Regions from separate parts of the Homo sapiens genome. Here region 1 is linked to region 2. Evidence: chromatin contacts called from ENCODE Hi-C data. All regions are on one chromosome and are shown on one strand. The core of a region is the stretch at or near the end of the contact, and the rest is flanking DNA. Distances in the headings are between cores, read along the strand shown. Region 1 overlaps TP63 (tumor protein p63). Region 2 has its middle 9.9 kb from the start of TP63.

Region 1 (3,612 bases), core at 737-3,236, 64 kb before region 2:
TTGCTAGCTGTTTTTTTTTTTTCTTTCAGATCACATTACTTTGAGAGCTTCTTTGAAATGAAAGGGAAATAAAGAGCCATAACATAGTCTAGTCTTGACAGATGTCCTTCCAAAGGATCTCCAACTGTTTGCTTCACAGTTTTTATGTTCATTCTGTTATTTAACAGGTATTATTGGACACCTGCTACATTTCAGGGAACTGTAAATAAGACATTATTTCTTCTCTCAAGATGTTTATGGTAGAAGAGAAGACAGTGAGGGTAACGATACAATACTCATGGTTCCTCTACCATTGTACATTAGAATTAGAAGTCACTTTAAAGGGCACATTGTCCAGTCGCCCATTTGAAGCTTGATATTTCCCTCTAGTGGCCCTACTACGTGGTTGTCTTGCTATTCTTTAAGTAACCTAGATAATTCGGAGTCTCACTGTTTTTTGTAGCAGCCCACTTCATTTTTATTTGCAATTCTATATTCCCTTGAAATTACAAAAGGAGACTACAAACTAGGTTCCCCTTTTACAAAGGAGGTAAGACTTCAACTGAGGCAGGGCTGTAAAGTTATCAAGCTCAAGTAACAGGCAAGCATCAAAGATAAAATAATGCTGATTTCTGACACAAATGTGGAATCATTCAAACTAGGCAAGTGTTTTTCCATTTCTTGTCTTGGTTTTCCCATCTCTAAAATGATGGGATTGGATTGTATTAAAAGAAAACTTTGCATTTATGTGAAAACTCACCTAGAAAATAGCAAAACTATGTACCGTTTCATCATAACTGAGTCAAATCAAGTGGAGCTGATTTGACCATGGACTTGAATGATCTGGGTACTCCAGACTCTATTGAACCTAACTGAAGACAATGGAGCTCATTTTGCCCAACTGTGTACAGATCTGTAGACCACTTCTCCCTTATCTAGAGTGCTAATTTTCAATCCTTCATTCACCCAACCACCAAGGACCTCCTCTTCCTAGCATTAAAAACCCTGACCCTTGGCCAGGCGCGGTGGCTCACACCTGTAATCCCAGTACTTGGGGAGGCTGAGACAGGTAGATCACAAGGTCAGGAGTTCAAGACCAGCCTGACCAATATGGAGAAACCCCGTCTCTACTAAAAATACAAAAATTAGCTGGGCGTGGTGGCAGGTGCCTGTCATCCCAGCTACTCGGGAGGCTGAGGCAGGAGAATCGCTTGAACCTGGGTGGCAGAGGTTGCAGTGAGCTGAGATTGTGCCACTGCACTCCAGCATGGCTGACAGAGTAAGACTCTGTCTCAAAAAAAAAAAAAAAAACCCTGCCCCTGCCCCCCACCCCCTGAGTAAAGTTCTCAGTGAATTATTTTACTGGTGGTATGTTCCCTTATCTGGCAAGTTTGTAAACTTTGCTATCATTTTTTTAAGCTCTTGGGCATTATTTATTTATTTATTTATTTATTCTTTTTCCACTGGGTAGACTCTAAGTTCCTGTCTCTTTCCAGTAGTTCATGAAATTATGTTTCTAAGAAAGCCTCAGTCAACAGCCACCTACCATTCACTTTTTGAAAGCCAAGATATGAGGGTCCATGATCCCCAAAAACTGGAGACATCCTGTGATGCCACATCTTAGTTTCTTTGAATTGCTGGCATTACCACCCTGCCTGGGAGAGAGCTCTGTTTCCAGCCATTCTTGTTTAAGACACTTCTTACTCACTCACTGTCTTCTATTGCCAGCTTCAGTATGAAGGAGGAGAAACTGCAAAGACAGAATCTAAAATATAAGTTTTGTCTCATAAAAAGAAAACAGGTAAAAGTTCAAGGGACAAACTCAAAAATTAGTGATCAGGATGGAGGCCTGAACCTGGACACCAAGAGTACACATTCCTCTGTGCTTTCCTTTCCCTCCGGAAATGACGAGTCACAGCTCTGCACTCTCTTCTTCTTTACTTTCTGCCACATAATCAAACAATTTGGAGAACTTTGAGCCAAACTCCTCATTTTACAAGAGAAGAAACTGTGACTCAGAAATATGAAGTGCAGTACTCAAGACAGCTACTTAGTGCAAAGTCAAGGCAGAAATGTAGGGTTTTCTGATTCCCAGAGCAAAGCAGTACTCTTCTCACCATTTTATCCCCCTTCTCTTTGTTCATTTGTTTCTCAGATAGTTCCCTTCTTTTAAAAAGCTCATATTGTCTCGGAGTTGTTGTTTTAAGAAGGAGAAATATATTACCTCTGATTCACATCCTACATGTCTGGGGTAAGATGACTGGAAAGATACAATTGCGTTATTGCTATAAAATAATGCTTTCAAATTTAATATCAATATTGCTATCAAATTTCTAATTCTATAGAAAAATCAGCTGTGAGAGAAAAAGCTTTCTTTTCTTTTTCCTATTCTTCCTCCTTTCTTCCATTGAACACACATGTATTGAAGACTTGCTACACAAACCAGTTTGGGAAATATAGAGTTAAAACCTTTTATGCCTTGATGGAGTTCACAGGAAACCATATGTTATGAGAGAGGTTTAAAGTAAGTGCTACAGAAGCTGGCTGCGGGAAGCTTCATCTTGACTGGGCCTTAGAGAACAAAAGAAGCTAGGGTGAAAAGAATAAAGGCAGGAGAAGTGAAAGAAGAGTAACACTGAGGATGAAAAAAGGAAAATACTGGACTTATCCAAAACTAAGTGAGGCAGAGGAAGAAACAACCTGCAATGCAGGGCAAAGGGAGAAACATCAACCTAAGAAGAGACAAAAACCTCTCCAGTCCATTTGACTCTGCCTTTATCAACTCTAACCCAACCAAGCCCCTTAGCATCCTCCCCATGCCATCTCCTGCCACCACCTTGCAATCTCCTCCTTTTTGAAGTACTTTTGGTATTATGGTAATCTACTCACTGATTTCTGTCTTTGGTTACATTTAGAATACTCTCATATTCGTTTAGAAAAAGTCAGAATTTCCACCACATTCTATTTGTCTATTCTCATTTATGGTTTGTCTAGGGTCTGCCATACTTTGTAGTCTTCCTTTTGCTCTTTCACTTCTTTTCTAAACTATTCTACTCTATATGTATTTGTTTGATTATATCTATTACACAAATAATATATAAGTATATCCTTGGCCAGGCACGGTAGTTCACACCTGTAATCCCAACACTCTGGGAGGCTAAGGCGGGTGGATCATCTGAGGTCAGGAGTCCAAGACCAGCCTGACCAACATGGAGAAACCCCATTTCTACTAAAAATATAAAAAATTAGCTGGGCTTGGTAACGTATGCCTGTAATCTCAGCTACTCGGGAGGCTGAGGCATGAGAATCGCTTGAACTCGGGAGGCGGAGGTTGCAGTGAGCCGAGATTGCACCACTGCCCTCCAGGCTGAGCAACAAGAGTGAAATTCATCTCAAAAAAAAAAAAAAAAGAAAGAAAGAAAACATAAGAAATGCATAGATCAATTCTATATCCCTTGACATCACTAATAGGCATCATATTTCTCTTTTGCTCTAATCTACTCTCACTTCCTGCCCTTAACCTTCAGGTACACTAAACTACTCAAAATTCTCAGAACACAGTCTTATTCATACTTTTACGCATACTTACATGCAATTCTCCTGTTCTGAAATTCCCTCTGTTATCTTTTTTGA
Region 2 (3,963 bases), core at 124-2,623:
CAACTTCATAGACAAAAGGATAACTATGGCATGGCTGTGACCCCAAGTTAGTAATGATCAGTTTGCCTACTGGGCTTTTGGTTTGAAATATCTGGTAACCTGATGAAGACTGATGCAATAAGAATATGTTTACAGTATTCATGAAGCATGTGTGTAGGTGGGAGATAATAAAATGAAGCATTCTTATTTACCTTCCCTTGGTTAGTTTGAGCCCATAAGACAGCTGTTGCTGAACCTCTCTTTCAGACATAGATTCACAAATTTGTGCCTTGTTGATTTGGTACTGATCATCAGGAAGTCATAAAAGCCACAATTTCTGGAAGGCAAGGAGATGCAATTGAGACAAGGAAACAAAAGCCCAATGTGTATATTTCAAAGCCTATGGCAAAATGATTTCTTTTGGGGGTGTAGCTTCTTGAAATATAGTGTTTACCTAGGGAACACAGCTCACAAAAGAGGGGCTAGAGAGACATTTATCAATTTCTCTTTTTGAAAATTAGCCATACTGAAAGTTAAAAAGAAATTTAGAGATCATTTACTTAGAAAAAAAATCTTAGAAATCAGAATGACTTAAAAATAACAAGGCTTTGTATCGTGGTTTATCGTACAGAACACTTTCACAGACAGTATCTCATTGCAACATCTCAACTGTCATGCGAAGTAGATGGCTAGAACAAGTGGTGTCATTACCTCCATTTCATGTGTGAGGAAGCTAAGACTCAGACGGCTTAAGAAACAAACTTACAATCACACGATGAAATAACCATCAGCCGCTGTGGCCTGTAATGGACCCAGCTCTAACTCCCAAACCCAATTCATCCACTCAATGAAATAACATTAATTAAATGCCTATGGTATGCCTGGTGTTGAGACGGGATTTAGGAAAATAAAGATAAATAAAACAAAGATCTCTCCTCTTTATATTGCATCTTCAAAACCAGAATTTTTATACAGCTTGCCACTTACTAAATATTTTATGTCCATTACCTATTTAGATAACTACTAAAAACCCTAGGAAATAGCCAAGTTAGGTTAACTGCATTTCACACAGGAAGAGATAGTTGGTGACTCTGCATTAATCATTCAGCCAGATAGTGGTAGAGCCAGGATCTGATCTCAAATTAACCCATTTCCCTGACATTTATGACCACATTTTTGCTTTTGACTCTCAAAAAGATTCATAATACATTTGTGCGCAGTCAAAAATCTCAGAGTCCTACGTATGCATGGTTTCCAGCACATGTCCCTCAGTGTCTCTTTCCTGGTCCAGTTAGCAGGATAACATAAGCCCTGCGAATGCCAGCCCACAAAGGAAGGCATGAGCTCATGGCGGGCATCCACATTTGGGCCAGGAGTCAAGAATGTTAACTCTGCTTATTTTGAAATCTGGGGCGTGCGCACCGTTTAAGCATGTGGGGGTGGATGCACTGATCAAATGCTTCTGTGGGATGGACATGATTCTCAGGGCATCTTTACAGGGGAATCCCCACGGGGTGACCCCTGAGTAGGTCTTGTTTACAGCAACATCTCTGTGTCAAGTTTCTACGAGGTAAATTTAAAGTGCTACCTTGCAGGAATAGCCTCAGTCTGAAAACACAACTAACCTTCACTGTCTTTGGTTAGTTAGTACATTATTCTGTTGCTCTGCTACTGATTTATTTAATCCATCTGAATTCTTCTTCAGTTATCTCTTATATTCTACTTCTGAATAGTATAAATAATTTTCCCCATGGAACTGAATTACCATTAGTATTGTTATAATAATTGCAACAAATATTTTCAAAGTAAAAAAAAATCCTTCTTTTCCAGATCAAGACCCTGAGTATACATAGAGAGGGAAATATGAGAAGAGAGAGAATAAATATAGAGTGATAATATTTATATAGATATGTATGCATATATGCACATTTATGTGTATATGTGTATATGTATATATTGCACATAATGTACATATTTACTTATATTCATATGTGTATATTTCTCTCTATATATAAAATATACTATAGTGTAACATGTATAATAAATATGTATATAAGTATGCATGTGTGTATGTGTGTATATATATGTATGTATATACAGAGAATATTTATTGGTCAAGTTTATTCTCTAATTTTCTTCTTTTCTTACTAATGTCTTCTACATAATCAAGGTAAAAAATTATTTTTAAAACCAAAAATAAATCATCTAATAGAAGAAGCAAAGCAATCTATGCAGTGTATTTCCATGGTATGGAAAATGTAGATTTTCCATATCACAAAGGCAAAGGAAAAGAAAGAAAATTCATAAGCTCCTAATTGTAATTATTTCTGAATTATGGAGTGAAAAGAATATTTTCTTCTTTATACTTTTCTGTAGTTTTCAAATTTTGCACAGTCAATGGGCATCATTTTTGTATTAACCTACAAGAAATAACCATTACAAATACTTTCCTGGAGAAGCTTTAGTCATGGGATAAATGTACATGAAAGAAAGTGTCTTAGATGGTTCTACCCTATAAAAACTATACAGGTGAAAGCCATTTTCTTTCAAAGGTGTGCGTAATAGATGAGTGAAAAATATTATGCCAAGATGAATGAAAGCTAAGAGAATGTGTCTCAATTTCCTGATGAACTGTCTTGTGGACAACCTCTGGTTCAAGAAAAAAAATGGCCATCATGAAAGATGTGTGGTACGGAGTGTGGGAGCTAAGAGAGTGGAATGCACAGTTGATGGCAGCCTCATGCACTGCTCCTTGGATTCACTCTGCTGTCACATTTATTGAGGCCACACTTCTGGGCTGCTTCCAACCAAGGACTGAACCTAGTAGGGCTACAAACAAGGCCCGTGCTGGCAGCACATGGGACATCTTTGATGCGTGATTTTTGACTCAAGAATGCCTCATTAGCCTGGACAAATCTTCCTTGAAATGGCTTTCAATCTGAAACTATTTCTATTGAATTCTCTTCTTTTCTCCTCTACCTCATGGCTGTCAGAGAGAGGTTTTTTTTTTTTGTTTTTTTTTTGATGGAGTCTTGCTCTGTCGCCACACTGGAGTGCAGTGGTGCAATGTCACCTCACTGCAACCTCCGCCTCCCAGGTTCAAGCGATTCTCCTGCCTCAGCCTCCCGAGAAGCTGGGACTACCATGCTCAGCTAAATTTTGTATTTTTAGTAGAGATGGGGTTTCACCATGTTGTTCAGGATGGTCTCGATCTCTTGACCTCATGGTCTGCCCGCCTTGGCCTCCCAAAGTGCTGGGATTACAGGCGTGAGCCACCACGCCCGGCACACACTACCATGCTCAGCTAAGTTTTGTATTTTTAGTAGAGATGGGGTTTCACCATGTTGATCAGGATGGTCTCGATCTCTTGACCTCGTGGTCTGCCCGCCTCGGCCTCCCAAAGTGCTGGGATTACAGGCATGAGCCACCACACCCAGCCAAGAGTTTTTCTTACACTCTGAAGTGCCCCCCTTCTTCCGCTCTTTTTTTCATTATCCTCCACAGGCATTCTCACTAGTGCATCTTTTGTAAACCCAATCCCTTCTTTAGCTCTGCTTCTTTGAGTACACAAAGTGACGCAAGTGGTCCTGAGAGAGGTCCAAGAGTGGAGAACGAAATGGGGGTTTTGGGACTGGCCCACTCCCTTATCAAGCAAATAGGATGGCTTCCTGAAGTACGTGGACTTTGGACAGTTTGGGGCTGAAGGAGAAGGCATGATTGCTATACAATTTACTGAGGTTGATCTGGAAAAACATCTATTGGAGGGAGAGATGCTTGTAGGTCCTCAGATTCGGGCTTTTGGCAGTTATGGTGGGAACAGTGCCTACAGATATGGTTCTTAACAGCACCTACAAGGATAGCAGAGCTTTATGGTTACTGCTAAGTTGTACTGATACCTTGAAGAGGGATATTGAAAAACTTAGGGCTCTTAACAAGCAGTTAAAGGCTAAGTGTGAGAGTCAGAGGACATCTTTGGTGTCTTAC

The links. A loop is a pair of places that touch in the nucleus more often than their neighbours do. Pooled maps may share reads with other maps.
Region 1: a pooled map shows a loop between it and region 2 (4-fold over the local background). The contact joins two enhancer-like sites. A Hi-C loop is called at or near these places in 2 of 37 single-sample maps with no recorded cell type and 6 of 50 pooled maps.

Annotation. Positions count from the first base shown.
Region 1 is chr3:189,684,410-189,688,021 of GRCh38, reverse strand. All of the region lies in intron 1 of TP63 (tumor protein p63), which reads right to left. Among named protein-coding and RNA genes, the nearest start is that of TP63, 55 kb to the right of the region's middle. Within about 2 kb of position 1,986, at least 5 of the 41 ENCODE cell types and tissues checked have a DNase peak (open chromatin) inside an H3K27ac peak, as active enhancers do.
Region 2 is chr3:189,619,546-189,623,508 of GRCh38, reverse strand. It overlaps a transcript of TP63 not described here. Among named protein-coding and RNA genes, the nearest start is that of TP63, 9.9 kb to the left of the region's middle. Within about 2 kb of position 1,373, at least 2 of the 41 ENCODE cell types and tissues checked have a DNase peak (open chromatin) inside an H3K27ac peak, as active enhancers do.